7 separate regions of the Homo sapiens genome follow, and regions 1, 2, 4, 5, 6 and 7 are each linked to region 3. Evidence: chromatin contacts called from ENCODE Hi-C or POLR2A ChIA-PET data. All regions are on one chromosome and are shown on one strand. Each heading gives the region's core, a stretch centred on a gene start or an enhancer-like site at or near the end of the contact. The rest is flanking DNA. Distances are from core to core; before and after follow the strand shown. Region 1 holds the start of RNF5 (ring finger protein 5). Region 2 holds the start of TSBP1-AS1 (TSBP1 and BTNL2 antisense RNA 1). Region 3 holds the start of BRD2 (bromodomain containing 2). Region 4 holds the start of WHR1 (winged helix repair factor 1). Region 5 holds the start of ITPR3 (inositol 1,4,5-trisphosphate receptor type 3). Region 6 holds the start of ATF6B (activating transcription factor 6 beta). Region 7 overlaps BTNL2 (butyrophilin like 2).

Region 1 (2,980 bases), core at 481-2,980, 790 kb before region 3:
GAAGAGATCTCTTTGGCCTTATCCCTGACCCTTTCCTTTTCCATGCTCTTTTACCTCTGTACCTTTTCTTTCCTACTTCCTTCGTATCAGTCTCCTTACTTGCCCAAGCTGAGACAACCCCTTCTCACAACATACAATATGGGTACATCTTTTCTTCCAATGGAAATTTGGCTTCAGGGGTGCTTTCTAGAAAAATAAAAAGTGAGGAAGAATGCCGATTCCTCTGGAATGCGCGTGCCTCCTTAATTTGGTAGCCATGTATCTAGTTTTCCACCCCCTCTTCTCTTCCTCCACTCCCATTATCCCTTTACTAGGATCATTCCATCACTTCACTCTCCTTCATTTCCACCTTTCCCTCTCAATATCTTCCTTCCTAAACCTCAAGCTTCCTGAATCCTCATCTGCCCCAGTCCTTCTTTACGCAACTGCTAACTTCTCATCTTTCCTTACTCTTGAGTCACATGGGATCTTTTATCAAGGTCCCCCCTCTAGCCACACCTTTACCCTGCATTAGTTTACATGCCCTCGGGAAGAGGATTGGTAGTGGGAGGACTGTTACCTAATTCTGCTCCTTTAGTCACAGTGAGGGTCAGTGATTGTAGGAAAAGCCCAAACTCCCCGGGGTCCAACCTGGGAAGAAGACCCTATTTCTGATGGGCAAATTATAAAGAGGAAAGGGCGGGTCTAGCCTCCGCGGGTCTCCTTAAAAGGGGCGGGCTTTGTCCCTTTTGCACCACTCACAAAGGGGTTGAGCCCAGAGCTTTCCTGCTCTGAAGGTTTAAAACGGAGTTGAAGTCAATCCTGTTCTACTCTGTGTACAACATTAAGAAAGGGGTGGGCCTTTAGTTCAGTTTTGCTCTGTAAATCACCTAATATGGGGAGGGCTGAGTCGTCCAGCCGAATGAGTTGGGTTAACACCAGCGCCGCAGATCGATGTTCCCACTATCCAAACGTCGGGCTAATCCCAGTTCTGCTCCCTTAACTAAAAGGGAGGGGCAGACCCAAGTTCTGCTCTCTACGTCACCAAAGGAGGTTGGAGCCATTTTGAACCCTGCGACCCTAGTGTTTTCCCTCTTTTCCTAGCTCTTCGCCGTCTTTCCCGATGTCGGCCAATCAGGGGAAAAGGAAAAGGCCCAATCAGCAGAAAGTCCACAGCTGAAGGACCCGGATGAAGCGAGCCTAGGACTTTGAAGTGCAAGCCTCGCCAATTGTAGAGCAGTCACCATGGCGACAAGATAGGGGTGAAGAGGTGGAAAAAGAGAAGGTTAAACCCTCACAGGATTGGCCCACCCCCGTCCCGCCGCGTGCTGCGCAGGCGCGTTTTACCTAACCACCATTTTCCGTCAAGTTTTAGCCAATGAGTTGATTTGGAGCCATACGCTCCAAAGTCCAATAGCAATCCGGACATTCTCTAAAAGAGGAAGCGAAGGAAAGAAAGGGGCTTATAGTGGGCGAGGTCTATAGGTAGTCCCGAGCAAATTGCTTATGGCTTTGGTTATGACTGACAACTACTCAGACGAATAAAGCCCTCCTTGGCCAGGCGACAGCGTGTAGCGAGTTATTACCAATCCCTTGGCATTGCACATTGACTTAGACCGTATCAGCCAATAGCCATTGTGCGAAGGCAGGACTGCACTAACCTTTTCCCGCCCCTACCCTTTGGGCCAATCCTTTCTTTTGAATTCTTTGTGACTGGCAGGCATTCAGACCAATAGTGATTAGGAAACCTTGAAGCCTGCCCAACGATCGTGGGCAGGAGGTGGTTTCTGGTTTGTTGGGGCGTGTGTATGTGTATTTGGGGGGACTGAAGGGTACGTGGGGCGAAACAAAACCGGCCATGGCAGCAGCGGAGGAGGAGGACGGGGGCCCCGAAGGGCCAAATCGCGAGCGGGGCGGGGCGGGCGCGACCTTCGAATGTAATATATGTTTGGAGACTGCTCGGGAAGCTGTGGTCAGTGTGTGTGGCCACCTGTACTGGTGAGAATCGAGGAGGGGGGCGGGAGGTGGTGGGTCTCGCTTATATACTGGAGAGGCTAGGAGCGAATAATCATACAGTCATACAGATAATCGGAGGGCACGTTCCCATAGGTGAAGCCCGACAGGAGACATAAGACTTTGCTGGTATGTGTGGGTGGGAGTATAACGGTCGAGATCTGTGGAAAGAAAGGTCTTAGGAACCAGGAGCTGAGGCACGTGATGTGCTGAGAAGAGAAGGTGGGGCGGGGAGTGGCAGGACAATGTGAGACCCGAGCCACCTTACCCCAGAGAAGTGAGGGGTCTTAGCTGTGCAGGTGGAAACAAGTGAGACACAAAGGTTAAGGGAGGCACGCATCAGTTGAGTCGGGGAGAACCAGGAAATATGGATCACATTCAGATGAGATCTGGGAGGGGGCTGGTATAAGGGCACTGTGGAGAGGCAGACTTGAAAGGTTAAAGGGTCATAAAGATAGGGACATTATTGAGCTTGAAAGTGAGTAATGGGGGAATGTGCTAGTAAAGGGGTTTGGTTTGGAGTGATGGGGTTGGGGTTGAAAAGAGGAGACCCAGAAAGAGGTGGCTGAAGGAAATTAGAAATTAACTTGAAAGGCAGAAAAGAGAGGGCACGAAAATTTGTATGTGTTTGTTGGGGAGAGGAGAAAGGAGAGGGTTGAGTGTGTTGAGGATGGACAGAGCTTTAGGTGTTGGAAGATCAGACAAGCAGGAAGGCTAACTAAGTTGGCTGGCATGGTAGAGGTTGCAGAAAATCTGAAAAGCAACAGCAGGTTGCTTGGGAAGAGGGGTTAGATGGGATTCTGCGAAGTCTAGGGTCTGTGTCTCTCTTTTCTGTAGCTAGTTTGACCTTTTTTTTTTTTTCTCCCCCATCCAGTTGGCCATGTCTTCATCAGGTGCGTACTCAGGAGATGAAGAGGGAAATGGGGAGGTCTGAGGAGCTGTAAGACCCTCTTGTATACTGGAAACCACCTTTTTTCTCCCCAGTGGC
Region 2 (2,700 bases), core at 158-2,657, 710 kb before region 3:
TGGGATTACGGGCAGGCATCACCATACCCAGCTAATTTTGTATTTTTAGTAGAGATGGGGGTTTCACCATGTTGGCCAGGCTGATCTTGAACTCCTGACCTCCGGTGATCAGCCCACCTCAGCCTCCCAAAGTGCTGGGATTGCAGGTGTGAGCCACTGCACCTGGCCTTATTCCTGGTTTATTAATTGTTTTTTTCTTTAAGCCAGGGATGAGCAAACTACCACCCAATGGGCCAAATACAGTCTGCAACTTGTTTTTTTTTTTTGTATAGCCCATGAGCTAAGAATGATTTTTACATTTCATGTAAAATGTCACATAATATTTTGTGACATGTGAAAATTATATGAAATTCAAATTTAAGTCTCCATAAGTAAAGCTTTATTGGAACATAGCCATGTTCTTCATTCATTTATGTATTGTCTATGACTGCTTTTGTGCTATAAAGGCAGAGGTGAGTAGTTGTGATGGAGCCCATAGGGACCTACAAAGCCAAAGTAAACATTTGGCCCTTTATAGAAAAAGTTTACTGATTCTTGTTTTAAGTCAAAAATGGTATTGGGGGAAAGTTAGGTTCATGGATGTGCAGACCAAGAATAAGGGAAAGATCTCAGCCCTAACTCCTTCTTATACAGATTTTCAATAGGTCCATCTTTTTCAGGTTTACCCTCTTACCCTAGACTTTCTTAGTTTTTAGCTTTCCATTTCTAGAGATTTAGGGCTCTGTCTAAACAGTGGTTTTCCTTCTGTGTAGCATTTCTTTGGATGCACAATAGGTTCCACTTTCATCAGCTCCGCTTTTCACCAGTTTTCCAGAAAAGCATTACAGTCTGTTGCTGTTCCCTGTTCCCCTTGTCTGCCTGATTATTTATTTTCAGAGTCATTTTAGCAGTGTTTGGGGAGGGAGTTATACCTTTTATTCCTCAGGTATCACCACTCTTCTCTTCCTACCGCGAAACAGCACAGTGAAAGGGAGGAGATGGAGTGAAGAGACCGAGGGCAGGGAGAGGGAGGGGGGTGTGACGGGGTGGGGAAGTGAGGAGGAAGAGGGGGAAGAGCTACTGGGGAGGAGGAAGATGGGGGAGGAAGAGGATGATGGGGTGGGGTGGTTCAGGGAGTGAATAGGCCGGGTTGGGTGAGATGAGGCTGGGTGTATGTGCTTGAGAAGTCCGGGAGTGCGGAGGGGCAGAAAGGTAGACAGTGCGTGCGGGAAGAGGGGATGGGGGTGGGGAGGCGAGGGCGGTCAGTGGGTTGAGAGGAGTGGGGAGAAGATTTAGGGCGAGAGAGGTGCCATCGTGCTGGGGAAGGCGGGACTAGGAGAGGTAAAAGAATGGGGAGAGAAATGGGAGGGAGAGAAGGAAGCTGAGGGAGATTTGAGGAGAGAAGGCGCTTGAGGGGGAACCAGGAGGGGAGAAGGCTTGTGAGGGGGAAATGTGAGAGGAGAAGGGGCGCGAGGGGGAACAGCGAGGGGAGAAGGGGTCCCGCCTCCTGGCCGCGCCGCCCTAGGTGTCGCCGCCTGGCGGTTACGAGGAGGCCGCCTCCTGCTTGCCGGCCTGGCGGTCCTACTCAACACCGCAAGATTTCAAAAGGGAAATTCCTCCAGGGCTGAGTCACAGGGAAGAAAGCGATTTCCTCCGCCTCTTCCAAAGCGGTAGGTTTCCTTCCTCCGCCTGCCTCTTAAATAACGTGGTATCTCGCAGTTTGGCTGAAACCTGAATTAAATGCAATGCTTTTTTGACTTTTACTTTCTCCCAGAACAACAGTTGTGATATGATCTGTTTTGGGGCCCTTCCTGCGCTCCGCCCTGGGCCAGAGTATGTAAAGCTCGTGGGTCTCTGTGTGTGTCTGAGCAGCTGCTCTGCCAAGACTCCACACAGCTGTGTGTGTGTCGGACCCAAGGCCTTGGTGGCATGGGCTCATGAGGGAATCTCCTGATCCACCAGTCGCAAAGATCCATGGGAGAAGCATGGTTTCCTGAGGTCGCACCATCACTCACTTCTTCCCTTGGCTGGGAGTGGGGGTTCCTTTGGCTCTGTGTCGCTCCCAGGGGGGCTGTCGCCCCATCCAGCTTTTCTTTGTTCTCTGTGGGTCGAGTTGTTTTCCTGATGAGTCCCAATGCAAGTACCTGGATATTTCAGTTGAAGATGCTGTATTCACTTGCCTCTTTTGTTCCTCTCTGTGAGTGCTGTGGACCATAGCTGTTTCTAATCAGCCATCTTGGCCTGGCAATCTACAGTAGTAAATGTTAACATTGGATAGTGTGATTCTTCCTACTTTACTATTCTTTTTAAATATTGTTTTAGCAATTTTTGTTCTTTTGACTTTACATATAGATTTTAGGACCAGTTTGTCTATATCTACAAAAGGAAGCTTTTGATAGGAAATGTGTTAAACCTATAGACCGATTTGAAGAGAATTGACATCTTTGTTGTCTTCCAGTTAAATGACACTGCATGTCTCTCCGTTTGTTTAGATCTATTTTTATTTTTTCATCAGCATTTTGTAGTTTTCAGCCTGCTGATTCTGTACATATTTTGTTAGATTTATACTTAAATATTTAATTTTCTTTGGAGTGGTTGTAAATAGTACTGTGCTTCAGTTTTGGCTTCCTACTTTTTATTGCTAGCATAGAGGAATACAATTGATTACTATTCTGTAACATTGCTAAAAATGTGTTTGAAGTTTCCTCGGAGTATTATCTC
Region 3 (2,876 bases), core at 301-2,800:
ATGGAGTCAGATTACCTAGAGAAGTTGAACAAAATTAGAAGCAAACAAGAATCACAGCAAATATCAACACATAAAAAGGGGCTAAGGAAGAAAAATCTACTGAGACTGGAGAGGAACAGTTACACAAATAGGAAAAGAAACAAGTGAGAGTGGTATAGAAGTCAAGGGTAGAGAGAATGTCAGGAAGGAAACATGATCAAATGTCGAATGCCTCAGAGGTCAAATAAAGTGAGAACTGTAAAGTGCTTCCTGACTTTGCCAGTTAGGAGGTTCTTGGTGACATCTGCCAGAAAAGTTTTGGTGGTAGCAGCCTGACAGAGGTAGCTTGAAGAGTGGGGATGGGGAAAGAGAATGTGACAAAGAATTGAGATAGTAAGGATAATTTCAATTTCAGGTCTTGGCTGTGCAAGGAAGCCGAGAGACATGAGTCTCTAAGAGGGCACGATATTGAGAGGGTTGTTATCTTTCTGTCAGCGGGGAAACCAAGAGAAAAGTTTAAAAAGGTCAAAAGGGGGAGAAGGGAAGACAGCTTCCGGGTAACAGAGAAGGTTGACCAGGTCAATAGTAAAGGATTTCCTCAAACCGAAGGGAGGACCTCTAGTGAAATGAGAAAGGAATACACAATTGACCCAGTTTGCAGGTGGGAAATGGGAAGCCAGTTCTGCAAATTGGCCTTTCTGTTCTGTGAAGTGCCATCTGTCGGTGAGGAGAGATTAGGGTCTGCAGCGTGAAAATCTGGACCATACTCTGGGTAATCAAGGGAGAGGTTATCGGCTAATGACAAATTAAAGGCTTACTTTTTAGCTGGCAACTGAATCACCATAACATTTTATGTTACCAGTTCCAAAATTTTGGGGGGAATTCACTCAAGCTTGGGAGAGGAGAGATCATAACTTTAAGAGTATAAGAGGTTTAAACGGTCCACTACGAAATAAATAGAGAAGGAAAAGTTATCAGCTGGTAAATATCGTAGAAGGTAGAGCGGTCCAGGGACTCACAGGTCTCACTAAAGAAAAGTCTAGCGTAGGTTCACGGCACGGAGAGATTTTAAGGCTGCCTAAGACTAAAGCCAAATACGAAGTCCACATCTGCGGTCCGCACCTTATCTCTCCGCGCGGCAGGCGCGACGAGGGCGAGAAACTCCCTCTCCAGTGGTCGCACCACACGACACCAGGGAAGGGGCCCCTCTCTCCAGACCCTCATATCTCCAGGTCCAGGCCCCATTTTCCTCCGCTGACAGCTCAGCAGCGTGCGCTTCCGCTGGATTCAGGCCAGGACCAGCGAAGCCGCACCTTACACCCACCGAGGAGGAAACAAGCCTGGCCACCCGAGGCTACCCCGCTAGGCCGCGGGTAGTGGGGGAGGGGGCGCTGAGGCAGGAGGTCAGCACCCGGGCGCGGGCTCCCGCCCCACGAAAAGCGCGCGCTCCAAGCCCCGCCGCCGGAGATGCGGTTCCGGTCCGGACGCCTGCGCACTACGGCTCTCCCCGCAGCCTCTGGCCCTCCTTCCCCCTCCCCCAGTCAGGGCGCACCCTTGCGCCTGCGCTGTGTGTGTTCCTGGTCTGCGGCAGCCATGCTGAACTCGTATGGAGAGGCGAGTGGGGGGGACAGAGTCCAGGACTGCGGGATAGGAAGCTGGGGATATGGACAAGCAGCAGCGTTATAGCGCTCTGGGTTTCGGGACATAGGCCTGGGCCATGCGGCCCCCTTGGCCCCTTGGCGCGACCCCCAGGAACGTTCGGAAAGCTGGTCCTCGTGGCTGGGGGAAAGGCGGGGGGTGGGGGGGAAGCGGGCACGTGACCCCGGTCAGCCAATCTGGGTGCTGCTGACGTGGCCGCGCGGCCCCGATGCTCTCCCCACCCCCCCAGCCCGTTCGGGAAGGGAGGGGCTGGGGGCTACGCCCCCTCCCCCAGCACGGCTTCGTTTTCTGGGGGGGGGTTGACACCCCGGATTACATACCCCGTACCAAGCCGAGGGCAACTTTGGAGGCCCCCTGGAAGGCTTTAGGATCCAGGTGAGAAGGGGCCCTTGTGGGGCGGAGATGTCAGTCAAGTGCTTAACCAATGGTGGGGAGTCCGGGAGGGGGATTCTTGGGGTTCAGGAAAGAATCCTGAGAGTGGGAAGATTTGTCCTTCAAACCTTTTACAGCCAATGGGAGCGTGGAGGGGGGGCGAGCGGGAGAGGGCCATGGGGGGGGAGGGGAATGGCCAGCCTCATGCCTCCGTACCCATTGGAGGGCAAAGGGGTTAGGGGGCGGTGTGGCCCCCCCTATTCCATTCGTCCCCTGGGGGTACAGCAGCCGGGAGCCAGGTGAGAAGGGATCCATCGGCGGCCGAGGGAGGGGTGACCTGGCGGTGGGCTGAGGAGTGGTGGCTGTGGCCCCTACCCGTGGATGTGAATGCTTTAGGAGTTGGCCACCCATGTTGTGAACTGAGGTTGTTCCCAGGCGCCAACTTCCTTTCTCCCCAGAGCCTCTGGAGGGAGCATTGCTGTGCGCCCTTTGTGTCCGCGGTAGGGGAGCTCCAGTCGTCACACCGCAGGCTGGAGGTTACGCTTCGAGTCGCTTACCGAATTTGTGTGCATTCACGTGGACACGGCCTGTGGGGCCTTTTGCCCCTGTAGGGTCTTTACTGAGCACGTGTCTACTCCAGGCTGGGGTGCTTACAAGCTGAAAGCTTGAGGTCTGCTTAGGAACAGAAACCAGGCCCAAGGTGGGTGCTGGCAGTAGGGGGTCTAGACAGCATGGTCTGAGATGCGAGGGAGGCTCGGGACCTGGAATGATTTCACAGCTCCCAAGGTTTCGGGTTTCTCCAGGGTGGCCTCTTCCATCGCCTCCCTCATCCCCTCCCCCAGTCCTGAACAGTTCTCTCCTTGTGT
Region 4 (2,814 bases), core at 234-2,733, 1.0 Mb before region 3:
GGGAAGGGGGCTATGAAGCAGGGGCAACTCACCTGCACACATGTACTGCTCAAATTTGTATCCCATGTACATAAGCTCCCGGAGGAGCGGTGGCCGAGCAAGCCTCTGGGCCCGAGCGTTCGGTGTCTCCACTTCACTCAGGTATAGTGTTCCCTGGAACCGGGAGGCTGCCAGCTGCCAGCCCTCCTGCCGCTCATACGGTGTCGTCAGCAGTTTTGTCAGGTGCCCCCGCCACGTCACTATGGCCTCTGCCAGCCAGCCTGGACCCCTGAGAGGCAGGAGTTACAGGCTGAAGGTCTGACACAAGCATTAGTGAGATGCTCCCCTCGAAGAATAGTCTTGTTTCTTCTAAGGACTGATTCTCACCCCGGCTTTGGCTCTCCTAATTTTAGAGGGTAGGTACGGGTCTCCAGATATACTGCCTACCACGCTTTGCTCACCCCTCCAACCGGCCTCGGTGTTCCAGGAGCCAGCACAGCAGGTGGTCCAGCCTTTCCTGGACCTCCTCGTCCCGGGGCTGGTATCGATCCGGGTATCCGTCTCTGAGGTCAAAGTTGGGGCCTGGACCGTTAGTGGGGGGTGGGCTATAGTAGCGCAGGGCTCGGGCATCTCCATGGTACTGGCGTTGAGCATCCAGGGAGAAGCAGCCCAGTTCCGAAGGGCGCCGGTAGAAAGGAAAGGGCCCAGAGTAGAGGGCAGGGTCTGTGGGCAGAGAAGGTGCTGGACGAGGTAGTTTGTTCCGAGGCTCAGCTACCTCTGTCTTCTCAGCTCCTCTCTTGGTCCCCCTGGGATCCATGAGGTCCTAAGACAAGCAGGGGTACAGAGTTTCCATTCTACAGAGGAGGCCTGGAGAAGGATGACTGGTTTAGGACTAAGCGAGCCACCTGATCGCCAGGCTCTGGCCTTGAAACATTCAGGCCCCTCAGACGCCACCGCGGCCAAGCTCTCATCCTGCCTCTTTCCTTGCCCTTCACCCACCCTCCCTCCAGGTCCTCCAAATGCAGTGAGGTTAGGAAGGACGTCTGCGCTCAGATCAAGAATCCAGTTACCTCAAAGCTCCCCAACTTCCACCTCCGCAGAGCTATGACGTCATGGCAGGCACGCCAGAGGCCGAAGGATGCAAAAGTGGTTTTCTGCTTTCGATGATGCAATCATTCAGCGACAGTGGCGGGCAAACCCCTCCCGGGGCGGGGGAGGTGTGAGCTTCACGAAGGAGGTTGACACCAACGTGGCCACCGGCGCCCCTCCACGCCGCCAACGAGTCCCCGGGCGTGCGTGCCCTTGGAGGGAGCCAATCCGCGGCCGGCGTGGGGCCCGGCCTGGCGGAGGTGATGCTGGTATGTGCGTCGCCACCGCCCCTCCCAGCACTGACGGGCCTGAGGGACGACAAGTTGACGCTCCTTTCGTCATCACCTGGTCTAGGAGGGACGCCCGGGGAGACCGTACGTCACTGCTCTGCGCCGGAAGACCCTATTTTCAGGTTCTCTTCCCTCCATTCCTACCCCTTCCCCGGTACCATAAAATCCCGGGATATGAGCTGGAAGAGGCATCACCTGATCCCGGAGACCTTTGGAGTTAAGAGGCGGCGGAAGCGAGGGCCTGTGGAGTCGGATCCTCTTCGGGGTGAGCCAGGTAACCATGGCAACCCCGGGGGTGGGGCCTCGCTTCCGGTAGCCGAGAGTTTTGTTAGAACCGCGTCCCCGCCCCAGTTCCCTGTCCGTGAGCCGATTTATCTGCCCAGGGTCGGCGCGCGCGGCTGTCTCAGAACTCATGCAGCTGTTCCCGCGAGGCCTGTTTGAGGACGCGCTGCCGCCCATCGTGCTGAGGAGCCAGGTGTACAGCCTTGTGCCTGACAGGACCGTGGCCGACCGGCAGCTGGTGAGGGGCGTCGGTGCGACCGCCGGAAGCCCCTTTCCTAACTCCTGGAATTCCCTGTCACTCAGTCACTCCGCCAGCCGTTCAGCAAGCATTAGGCCTTTCAGGCGAGGGCACTGTGCCAGGCACTGGGGTGCCACAGAGACCCTGTTAAAAGTCCCGCAGGTAGTACAGGGCATTTCAAATCATGGAGGTAGAAGAACGAGGCTTTTGGGGAAACCGAGTCATGGGGCATGGTTCGAACATACAGCGCTGGGAGTGCAGTCAGACGTCAGATCATGACAGGCCTTGTACATCAGTGTTGTTTCCATCTTACACTGAGGCGATGGGCTGGTAGAGAATATCATAGAGAGAGGGAATGGTGTATTGGAGATAGTGGATGAGGCAGGGAGGTCAGCTAAGAAGATACTGCATCTGAGAAGTGGTGAAGGCCTAAATTAGGTCAGTGCAGTAGGGAGGGAGAGGAGAGTGAGGAAGAGGGAGGAGTCCAGGACAACTCAGACTTTCCAGATGACTGCGTGGCTGGTGGTATTAGGAGCACATTTAGTTGTTGGACTACAGATAATGTGTTTAATTTTATACAAGTTGAGTTGATGGTGCATGTGGAGCATCCAAAGACAAAGGTATTAGACAGTTGGATATGAGAGTTGGAGAGAATTCTGGGCCAGTGATAATAGAATTACAAGTCATGGAGGTGTGAATAGCAAGTGGTTAATTCTGTGATGTGGTGAGATCCAGTAGGAAGAGTGGGTAGAGGAGTGATTTCTAACCTTTTTGTAATCTTTAGAAGGTGATAAAAGCTATGGCTATCTCTCTCCAGAAAAATGCACGTTTGCCACATATACATAGGGTGTATGTATAGTTAGGGGGGAAATATTTTACTAATCCTGCGAGGTCCGTGGTTAAGGACTCCAGGTTTAGAGTGGAAGTTAATAGGGT
Region 5 (2,701 bases), core at 48-2,547, 650 kb after region 3:
AAAACAAAACAAAACTGTAAAACACGGTACTTAGCGATCCTGGAGGTGTCCTTCCCTCCCACATCGTTCCTGGGGGTCTTCGTAAAACAAACAAACAAACAAACAAACAAAACAACAACAACAACAAAAAAACCACTGCCTGGGGCTCTTCTCCTCCCAGGGTCAGCAGCTGTCTCTTTGCTTTTAGCTGTCTCCACCCCTCCCCTAGCCTCTCTTCTTCCTGCTTCAGTCACCGAGTCCCCTCCTCCCTCTCTCCCAGGGACAAACGCCCCCCCACAACTCAGGAAGTGGGGTTGGGGGGTCCGAAGGGAGCAAAAGTGATCGGATGGCGGTGGCAATGGGCACCCTATCTTAGGCGTTCAAATAAAGGACTAGGAAGCAAACACCCAAGCACCGGGGAACAGAACAGAAAGTAAGCGAGCCCGGGACGCGAATTTGAGGGCAGGACTTCGGGAGCCAGAGCCTGGCGGCGCTGCCGCAGCGGGTCACTCCCAGGGGGCCGGCACCCAGACTTGGCATCGTTAGCGCTTGGGTGCTCTGTCAACTAGCGAAGGTAATTTTCATCCCTGCTTTTTTTTTTTTTTTGAAAGGAAAGACGGAAGGAGCCAAGAGTTTTGGAGCCAACTCCTGGAGAGGGAGCGGCTGAACTGATTCGGAAGTTGGATCTCTTTGTACACAGGAATGCGGAGAGAAAAAAAACAAAACCCACCCCATTGCTTCATTTCCCCTCCAAGCCTGAGCACTTTCTATTGTGCAATGAAAAGGCTTTTCACGTTGAGAAAAATGAATCCCGAATTTGCTCTGCAAAGGGATGAGCGCGCCTCTGGGCGCCAGCCTGCTCTCAGCTGGGCGCGGAGACCGCGCGGTGGCCGCAGGGCGGCCGCGGCCAGGGCGCTCCAGGGCGCGCCCTCCGCGAGCGGCTCCGGGGTGACGCCCGCCGGAGAGCTGGACTCCCCCTTCCGCGGGCGCCTGCACTGGCTCTTAGCCAGCCGAGGGCCCGGGTGCAGATAGTCCGGGAACCCCGAGGGCGGAGAGCTCCCCACTACGCCTGGGCCTCCCAGGGATGGCAGCTCCGAGAGCCCCCTAGACCCGGTGCCTTGCAGGACGCCTCTGGAGATCAGGAGGGCTGGCGGCGCATTCGGCGTCCGGGAGGCCGGGCCCCGGACGCGCGAGGAGCGCGGGGCGCGGGAAGGCAGGCGGGTGCACATGGGTGCCGGCGGGCGAGCTGCGGGGGGAGGGGGGGCGGGGTGTGGCCTCCCCGCCTCCCGGGCGGGATTTGCATGTGTGTGGTGGCCCCAGACTTCCTGCTCCTTCTACGCTGCAGGTACGCGCGGGCCGGGCGGGGCGGGCGGGCGGCGGGCGCGCCAAGACGTGGGCACCTCCTCACCCGGACCCCGGGCCCCGCCGAGCCGCCTCCTGGCTCCCGTGGCCGCCAGCCCGCCCCGGCCGCACCGAGCGTCGGGATCCGAGGTGGGAGCGTACCCCTCCCCGCTCCCCGGACGCCTCAGTCCTCCGCACTGAGCTTGGCCACGCGCCCCTAGGCGCCCCCCACGCCCTGGGCCCCGGAGGGCCGCAGCCATGAGTGAAATGTCCAGCTTTCTTCACATCGGGGACATCGTCTCCCTGTACGCCGAGGGCTCCGTCAATGGCTTCATCAGCACTTTGGGGTGAGTGAGCCGAGCTCGAGAGGGGCGCGGGTAAAGAGGGGGCGCCGTGGGCCCTGGTGCCAGCTGCGTGCGTCCAGCCGCCGCCCCCCGATAGAGGCCTGGACGTCCCCCTAGTCTCAAGGAGCGGGAACGGCTCGCCTCCTTCTTTTACAGAAAGGAAGTGAAGTGTTTGCTCAGGTAGGACTCGGGCTCCCTACTGGAGTTGGCAGGAGGAGCCTCCCTCGGCGGCGCAGCCTCTACCCTCCCGCGCACGCCTTTGGAGGGGGCGGAGGGACGGAGGCTTCCTTTGCAGGTGGTCCCGGGGGCGGGCAGGTGGGTGGCTGGAGGCTGAGTTGGGGAAGGGCAGCCGGGCCGAGACGTGCCCGGCTCTGAGGGTAGGGCGGAGCTGTCGGGAGTGGGCAGGCTCAGCTTGGAGCCCGTAATCCTCTATTACCGATCCCGTGGTGCCTTTGAGGGGTCGCACCTTCTCCTCACAGCTCTCTCCCTGTTCTTCCCAGCTTCAGTAGGAGTGTCTTCTCAGCCCTCCCCTTCCAGGCTTCAAGGTCCTGGCCAGCTGCCCCTTCTCCCCGCCTCTCCCATTCAATTTCCTGCGCCGGTCATCTGGCGCCCTTGGGTCCTTGGTTCTAGCTTCTCTCCAGCACTTCACAAACATTAATTAATTCTGGCCGCCACCTCCCAGGGTCTGGGCTGGATGAACAGGGAATCAGTTCACGTCCCTGGAGAGGGCCAGGCCTGTAGCAGGGAGAGGGCAGGAGAGAAATTAGGTAGAGAGGATGGGTTTATCTTCAGAGGAGCAGCTGGATGTGATTCGCTGGATGGGAGCGTAGGTGGTTTCTCCAGCCAGACCCCAGGGCAGGGTCGGCTATCTTTGTCCCGTTTACAGTCTGGGGGCCTGGGTTAAATTGTCTCATCCTCCCAACCACACATGGCTGTCCTCTAGGGTACACCCACCCTCCTCTGCTGATCCACTGAGTGGGACCAGCCAGCCGCGTGGTGCCTTCTTTCTGATGGCCTTGGAGGACAACCTGGCACCC
Region 6 (2,961 bases), core at 251-2,750, 840 kb before region 3:
ACTACTCAGGAGGCTGAGGCAGGAGGATCACCTGAGCTCAGGAGGTCAAGGCTACAGTGAGCTGTGACCCTGTCACTACACTGTAGTTTGGGTGACAGAGGGAGGCCCTATCTCAAAAAAAAGCAAAAAACAAAAAACAAACAAACAAAAAAATCTTCACTGCTAGATAACCAAAGGGGATGTGGAAAATGAAGATATTAAGGAAACGGCAAAGGTAGTGGAGAAGGCCCCCCACACCTCACACACCTCATGACTCATAGCACACAAATCATTTAAATCATTTCTTTGTCACCCACGGGTGAAGGGAATGAAGCAGAGTCCCCGTCACAGAGAGTAAGAGGGATATGGCTCTCTCACCTCGCTGGATGGCTCTGTGGAGAGACGCGATGACTCGGAGCTGAGGGAGGAGGAAGAGCAGGGGGAAGATGGCTCAGACTTCACCTGAAGATCTGGAGGAAAGGGAGTTAGAAATTATCAGGAAGCAGAGCTTAAGAAGAGTCCAAAAAGTACCCAAGGACATGTCGGTGGGGATTCCTGTACCGCAGCAAGGGAGAAGAAACAAAAATAGGGGATTGAAGGAGAGAGGATAGGCACTTATGTAGAAGCGTGAGGATATAGGAAGCTACGTAGTTTCTGGGAAACAGTGGGAAGATGAGGGTTTCTGGAAATCTGAGGGAACGACAAAGACTACCTTACCTGGGAAGATCGGCAGGAGTTCCCATGGGGGCTCAGAGGGGCTGACATCCATCCCCACGTCCAGGGAGCTGCCGTCAAACTAAATAAGGGAGGATACAAGAGGGCAGGAGTGTGAGAAAGGATGAGAAAGTAGGGGTGACTCCAGATGAGTTATGGCCTGTGAATGGGTCCAGGTTCTGGGCTCACTTTCCACCCACCAAGGGTTAGAGAAAGGCTGGGGACACAATACCGGGACATCCTGCTCCGGGCAACGGAAGAGCTGCGTCTGCTCCTCGGCCACTTCATCTAGGCCAGAATACAAGGTGCTGTCTGCAAGAAATGCTGAGCGTCGGGGGGTCGTTCGGTGGCCCCAGCCTACAGATCGCACACAAGCCCCCGCCCCATCCCTCATTGGCTCCGCTCGGCCAGACCCACCGCCCGCCCACTTGAAAAGTGATACAACCAGGGCGCTTCAGCCCCTCCTTCCCCGACCCCGGAACAACTCGACGTTCCAGCAGGGAGCAGAGTTCTTCCCTGACTTTTGTATCCCCCTTAATGCACAACGAGCCCCCTGCTCCGCTCTCCTTCAGATGGCGGATTCCGTATTTGCCCAGACTTCCTCTTTAGGCCCCCGCTTCTTTCCCGCGTGCCTCAGGGACAGTTTGCCACAGCCCTCTCCCCTCCCCGGTGCCTCACTCTGCAGACCCCAGTCCTCCGGGCTAAGCAGGTTGTCGGTGAAGAAACGCGTCGGGTCAGCAATCTCGCTGAGCAGCATCAGCTCCGCCATCTTTCCCCCCCACCCCCCAACCAGGAGACGGTTCCCAAGGCCCGCCTCTCCCCATCACCAACTAATCAGTTGACTCTTTCAAAAAAGGGGGCGTCCCGGAAGCTCTACCGACCAGTAAGAGACCTGGGTGCTGAGCACGTGAATCAACAGATGCGGATGACTGTGTAGGCGGGCCCAATGGGAGCACAGCAGCAGGAAGTAACTTCCAGACAGTGCCATACCGCCAAGCGCATGCGCCAAACAGGCTCCAGTGATAAAGCGCCTGGGAGATGTAGTACCCAGTATTAAGGTCCACCATCTCCCCCAGCCACTACTAAGTTTAGTTTAGACAGCTTCTATGTGTCCTCGGAGATAGATAAGCCCCTCAAAAGGGGCGCACTGTGACCACTGCTACCTCCCCTAGGAAGCCAAAAGCTGAGAATGGGATATGGGCTGAAACCTTCCCTCTGGCCCCCCACCCCCAAATCTCACAGCACAGACCACAATTCACAAGTTCCTGTCTCTTTTAAGGTTTAACTTTTAATCAGCCAAACATCTTGCGCAGACCCTGAGCCAGCCCTGCATCCTGGTTCTTCCCCTGAATGACCACCTTCCCCAGTTCCTCCTGGGCTGCCCGGTTTTTGGGATCTATCGCCAGCACCTTCTTGAGGTCAGCAGTTGCTTTTTCCAGGTTCCCAAGGGCAGCCTGGGCAACCCCCCTTCGGTATAAGGCCTTTAAATGGCCAGGCTCCCGCTCCAACACCCGGTCACAGCTCTGGGCTGCCAACTGAGGCTGCCCTAGCAACAACTGACAGGCAGCCAGATTGGCATGAAGGACAGTTCGTTCTGGAGGGCCAGGTGGGGGTAAAGTCAGGAGCAGCCGAAGAGCCCGTCCATAGCATCGGGCAGCTCCTTCAGGGTTCCCAGCTCGAAATAGTTCTGTGCCCCTTGCACGTTCTTCCCTGGCCAGGGCTTCCTTCTCGCTAGTCTCCAGCTCCCAGGAGTCTCGGCCTTGAGTGAAGGATGCCAGTGTGAGCCTGACAGGAGGTCCAGAGTGCCCAGGCAGCTGAAGCTCTGCTTCCTCACCTTGACACATGGACTCCAAGCATTTCTCTATGAGCTCCCCCCAAGTTTCCTCCCTCCATGGCCCTACGCCCATAGTTAGCTCTGTCCAGCCCTCTGGCGGCCCTGATCCGAAAGGAAACCCCAAAGCCAGTACCCGGCAGCAGGAGCCTAGTTTGGGTTTGTCCAAGCCATGGCCACGGATTACGATCTTCTTGACAAAGCTCCCATCGGGGCAGTACCAGAGATCAGAAGCTTGAAGGGCCTCTGGCATCTGACTGGTTGATCCATGAGACTTATGAGAGTCTCCTTCAAGTTCAGCAACCAGTTTTTCAGCTCCTTGAGTATGCTCTAGAATTTGGCTGGCTGGATCTGGGCTTACTTCCAGCTCAAGCGTTTCGGTAGGAGGGTCTCGGGGCTGCTGCCTAATCTGAATAACTGAATCAAGGTTCTCCCGA
Region 7 (3,022 bases), core at 41-2,540, 570 kb before region 3:
AATGGAACCAATAATGTCATCTCTAAGAACAGCTCCATTGGAGTTTAGAAACCATGAGCATCCCAGGGTTGCTGTGAGGCTCAGGGTCATCCTTAGGTGAGGTGGGGGTTTCATGGACTCAGAATAGAGGTTGCTCTTCTTTAAGGAGGAATCATTCCATGATGTGTGTCAGTCTGAGTAAAACAGTAATTGAATCCCTACCTGCTTCTACCTGTATTTTTTTCAGTTTACAGACCAATAATAAAATAATTTTGCAATTAAAACTCCCAGATAGGCTGGGTGTGGTGGCTCAAGTCTATAATCCCAGCACTTTGGGAGGCCGAAGCGGGTGGATCACCAGAGGTCAGGAGTTCAAGACCAGCCTGGCCAACATGGTGAAACCCCGTCTCTACAGAAATACAAAAATTAGTCGGGCATGATGGTGGGTGCCTGTAATCCCAGCTACTCAGGAGGCTGAGGTGGAAAAATTGCTCGAACCCGGGAGGCAGAGGTTGCAGTGAGCTGAGATCATGCCACTGCACTCCAGGCTGGGTGACAAAGCGAGACTTTAAAAACAAACAAACAAAAAACACCCAGAATAAAGTGAACAGTTTATAAATTTGGCCCCAGATGCCTCTGTACCTGACTCCTTATGTAACAAACTGCAATTTAACTTAGTACGTCAACTACTGAAAGCCTAACTTAGGTTGCAGTTTGTTACATAAGCACTCAGGTACAGAGGCATCCTGGGGCCAAATTTATAAATTGCTCATTTTATTCTGAGAGTTTTAATTGCAAAATTATTTTATGAATAAGCCTAACTTAGGAGCTAAGGCTAACTTAGGAGTACACTTTTGTAATAAATAGCTGAGTAGCAGCTGCTGCACTTCTGTTAGTTGCAGGCAGCCAACTGTTGAAACCCTGTTCAAATCGGCAAACGCCAGGCTGCAACCAATAGAGCTGTCTCTGTACCTCACTTCTGTTTTCTGTACCTCATTTCCATTTTCTGTCCATAAATGCTGTCTGACCAAATTGCTGCTTTGAATTCTCTGAAACCGTTCTGATTCTGAGGGATGGCTTGTTTATGAGTCATCCTTTTCTCAGTTAGACTCTGCTAAATTTAGTCTGTCTAAAGTTTTTCTTCTAACACTTCAATTCTGTATGATTTTAAACTACTTCTTAATCTGTCTTAAACTACTTCTTAATGCCTCAGTTTCTTAAACTGTAAATTTGCTATACAACTACCAAAATCATAATGTTTCAGAGTTGAACAAAATAGTTTGCATTAAGTGCCTGGAAGACCCTGCAGCGTGAGCAGAGGTGCACAGACCTGTGAGACTTGAAGGCGTTGGAGCCATCCCCACCCTCTGACGTGGTAATAGGGAGGGGTTTAAAAACATGTCTCATGTGGACTTTTGGTAATGATATTTGAAGAAGCTTTCCTCTAGGTGGACTTTATAGTACCTTGTAAGTCTGGTCCAGCCGCTATATTTTATTTCCCCAATGCTCCACATAGGTGGAGTTATAGACACACACCAGTTGAATGTCCTCAAATAATTTTGAAAATTAAAATTAACATTTTAAGATCAATAATTGGGGAAGTCGGCAAAGTACAAATTGTGAAACAATGATGAATGTAAAAAAGGGGTCTAATTCTCTCACTGTGCAAAGTGGGGAAAGATGTTCTCTGAGGGCTTTCCTGGGCCCAAGCTATATTACATTTTCCATTCTCATCAGGCCCTGCCCGTGCCATTTTTTCTCTATTCTAAATTAAGTGTCGTCCTTTTCTGTTAAATGATAAGAATGGTTTTGCATAAGGTGTGATCATTTATAATAGAAACACAAGCATAAAATTGTTGGTTCTCTGCATAGAGTCACTGGCCAAAGGCGTTAACATCCCATTATGTCATTGGCCGAAAACTGCCAGCTACCTTTGTAGAGAGGAAAGTCCCTGTCAACACAATTTGAATTTTCAGATTATTACCTTCCATTCCAGGTAACAGTTGACTCCCAGTTATTTCCAGCATTTTGTTTGCTTTGTCCTGTAATTTTACCTAAAACAATATTATTTTCCTCTCCTATGTATCTATTAAAGTCTGAAGACAAGAATCAGAAAAAATGGACTAGGGATTAGTTTGGGGCTGTTTCTGCATCCACATGGCTTACGGTAAATTACTTAATAAAACAGACTGTTTCCTCATCTCCTTTATCCATATGAGGATTTTATTCCCTGTCCGTGTGTGACCTGTGCACATATTAGATCTTAAACTGGCTTGCCCTGCCTGACATAGGTAATTAAGAGCTAAAATTGACTTCAATGGAGACTGAAGGAAGCAAAATGTAAGTATGGAGATTCAATTAATTTGATGCATTACAGATACAGACAAAACTCCTTTTGTCCAGAATCCAAGTAAAACTAAAGTTTAAAGTGCTAAAAAAATCATGCAGCCCTGTTTGTTAATAATTGATGTTCTACTAGAATACAAGCTCCTTGGGAGCCACTATGCCTAACCCACTTTTTTTTTCTTTCAATTTTAAGTTCCGGGGTACATGTGCAGGATGTGCAGGTTTGTTACATAGGTAAACATGTGCCATGGTGGCTTACTGCACAGGTCATCCCATCACCCAGGTGTTAAGCCCAGCATCCATTAGCTGTTCTTCCTGATGCTCTCCCTCCCCCATCCCCCAACAGGTGTCCAGTGTGTGTTGTTCCCTGCCATGCATCCATGTGTTCTCACCAATCAGCTCCCCCTTATAAGTGTGAACATGCAGTAGTTAACCTCCTTTTTCTATACGGTTTTGTACACAGCCTTCCAGACAATTTTGTGCTGAAATGTATTGCTTTGTTTTGTTTTGGTTATTGTTTGTATGTTCTGAATGCCTTCTGAATATCCACTGAAAAATTAATTCCCTTCTGGAGCGTGAAGTACACTGAATTATACACTGATTCCTTGAAACCTGATAATCTCATCATCATACCACATAATCCTCTTTCAATCAGCATATTCAATTAATGCACTATCTCATTTCTCAAATATGCTAA

Evidence for each region. A loop is a pair of places that touch in the nucleus more often than their neighbours do. ChIA-PET counts read pairs that join two places held with the same protein, here RNA polymerase II (POLR2A). Pooled maps may share reads with other maps.
Region 1: a loop to region 3 is called in a map of endothelial cell of umbilical vein, with 6 times the contacts of the local background. The contact joins the promoter of RNF5 here to the promoter of BRD2 in region 3. A Hi-C loop is called at or near these places in 10 of 168 maps with a recorded cell type or tissue (B cell, CD4-positive, alpha-beta memory T cell, IMR-90 and 6 more), 7 of 37 single-sample maps with no recorded cell type and 30 of 50 pooled maps. POLR2A ChIA-PET finds 5 or more read pairs at or near these places in 22 of 52 experiments (A549, AG04449, AG04450 and 16 more).
Region 2: a loop to region 3 is called in a pooled map, with 4 times the contacts of the local background. The contact joins the promoter of TSBP1-AS1 here to the promoter of BRD2 in region 3. A Hi-C loop is called at or near these places in 1 of 50 pooled maps. POLR2A ChIA-PET finds 5 or more read pairs at or near these places in 3 of 52 experiments (Panc1, WTC11 and activated T-cell).
Region 4: a map of right cardiac atrium shows a loop between it and region 3 (7-fold over the local background). The contact joins the promoter of WHR1 here to the promoter of BRD2 in region 3. A Hi-C loop is called at or near these places in 3 of 168 maps with a recorded cell type or tissue (Right ventricle myocardium inferior, right cardiac atrium and vagina) and 12 of 50 pooled maps. POLR2A ChIA-PET finds 5 or more read pairs at or near these places in 4 of 52 experiments (CD4-positive, alpha-beta T cell, CD4-positive, alpha-beta memory T cell, HEK293 and 1 more).
Region 5: a loop to region 3 is called in a pooled map, with 11 times the contacts of the local background. The contact joins the promoter of ITPR3 here to the promoter of BRD2 in region 3. A Hi-C loop is called at or near these places in 5 of 50 pooled maps. POLR2A ChIA-PET finds 5 or more read pairs at or near these places in 5 of 52 experiments (CD4-positive, alpha-beta T cell, activated CD4-positive, alpha-beta T cell, activated CD4-positive, alpha-beta memory T cell and 2 more).
Region 6: a map of CD8-positive, alpha-beta T cell shows a loop between it and region 3 (7-fold over the local background). The contact joins the promoter of ATF6B here to the promoter of BRD2 in region 3. A Hi-C loop is called at or near these places in 3 of 168 maps with a recorded cell type or tissue (CD8-positive, alpha-beta T cell, heart left ventricle and naive thymus-derived CD4-positive, alpha-beta T cell), 2 of 37 single-sample maps with no recorded cell type and 13 of 50 pooled maps. POLR2A ChIA-PET finds 5 or more read pairs at or near these places in 22 of 52 experiments (AG04449, AG04450, CD4-positive, alpha-beta T cell and 17 more).
Region 7: a pooled map shows a loop between it and region 3 (3-fold over the local background). The contact joins the enhancer-like site here to the promoter of BRD2 in region 3. A Hi-C loop is called at or near these places in 1 of 50 pooled maps. POLR2A ChIA-PET finds 5 or more read pairs at or near these places in 2 of 52 experiments (HCT116 and MCF 10A).

What each region holds. Positions count from the first base shown.
Region 1 is chr6:32,176,675-32,179,654 of GRCh38, forward strand. RNF5 (ring finger protein 5) reads left to right here and starts at 1,731. Exons shown (of 6, transcript NM_006913.4): 1 at 1,731-1,977; 2 at 2,867-2,885; 3 at 2,977-2,980. The coding sequence starts at 1,838. It also overlaps a transcript of AGPAT1 not described here. RefSeq lists an enhancer at 1,491-2,019.
Region 2 is chr6:32,253,766-32,256,465 of GRCh38, forward strand. TSBP1-AS1 (TSBP1 and BTNL2 antisense RNA 1) reads left to right here and starts at 1,408. Exons shown (of 4, transcript NR_136245.1): 1 at 1,408-1,649. RefSeq lists enhancers at 1,247-1,904, 1,905-2,561.
Region 3 is chr6:32,967,044-32,969,919 of GRCh38, forward strand. BRD2 (bromodomain containing 2) reads left to right here and starts at 1,551. Exons shown (of 13, transcript NM_005104.4): 1 at 1,551-2,013. LOC124901302 (a long non-coding RNA gene) reads right to left here and starts at 1,478. Exons shown (of 3, transcript NR_190904.1): 1 at 1,102-1,478. RefSeq lists enhancers at 628-1,167, 2,466-2,876, 2,784-2,876.
Region 4 is chr6:31,970,880-31,973,693 of GRCh38, forward strand. It overlaps WHR1 (winged helix repair factor 1), which reads left to right and starts at 1,484. Exons shown (of 7, transcript NM_004197.2): 1 at 1,484-1,632; 2 at 1,742-1,878. The coding sequence starts at 1,533. It overlaps DXO (decapping exoribonuclease), which reads right to left and starts at 1,259. Exons shown (of 7, transcript NM_005510.4): 1 at 1,050-1,259; 2 at 441-802; 3 at 33-268. The coding sequence starts at 796. RefSeq lists an enhancer at 1,046-1,756.
Region 5 is chr6:33,620,025-33,622,725 of GRCh38, forward strand. It overlaps ITPR3 (inositol 1,4,5-trisphosphate receptor type 3), which reads left to right and starts at 1,298. Exons shown (of 58, transcript NM_002224.4): 1 at 1,298-1,667. The coding sequence starts at 1,579. RefSeq lists silencers at 796-1,105, 1,136-1,255, 1,306-1,475, 1,486-1,635, 1,515-1,700 and an enhancer at 2,222-2,701.
Region 6 is chr6:32,126,746-32,129,706 of GRCh38, forward strand. It overlaps ATF6B (activating transcription factor 6 beta), which reads right to left and starts at 1,501. Exons shown (of 18, transcript NM_004381.5): 1 at 1,372-1,501; 2 at 926-1,005; 3 at 697-775; 4 at 358-449. The coding sequence starts at 1,462. FKBPL (FKBP prolyl isomerase like) reads right to left here. Exons shown (of 2, transcript NM_022110.4): 2 at 1,962-2,961. The coding sequence ends at 1,986.
Region 7 is chr6:32,396,426-32,399,447 of GRCh38, forward strand. All of the region lies in intron 4 of BTNL2 (butyrophilin like 2), which reads right to left. The region is part of intron 2 of TSBP1-AS1 (TSBP1 and BTNL2 antisense RNA 1); the gene reads left to right. Among named protein-coding and RNA genes, the nearest start is that of HCG23, 7.4 kb to the left of the region's middle. Within about 2 kb of position 1,291, at least 2 of the 41 ENCODE cell types and tissues checked have a DNase peak (open chromatin) inside an H3K27ac peak, as active enhancers do.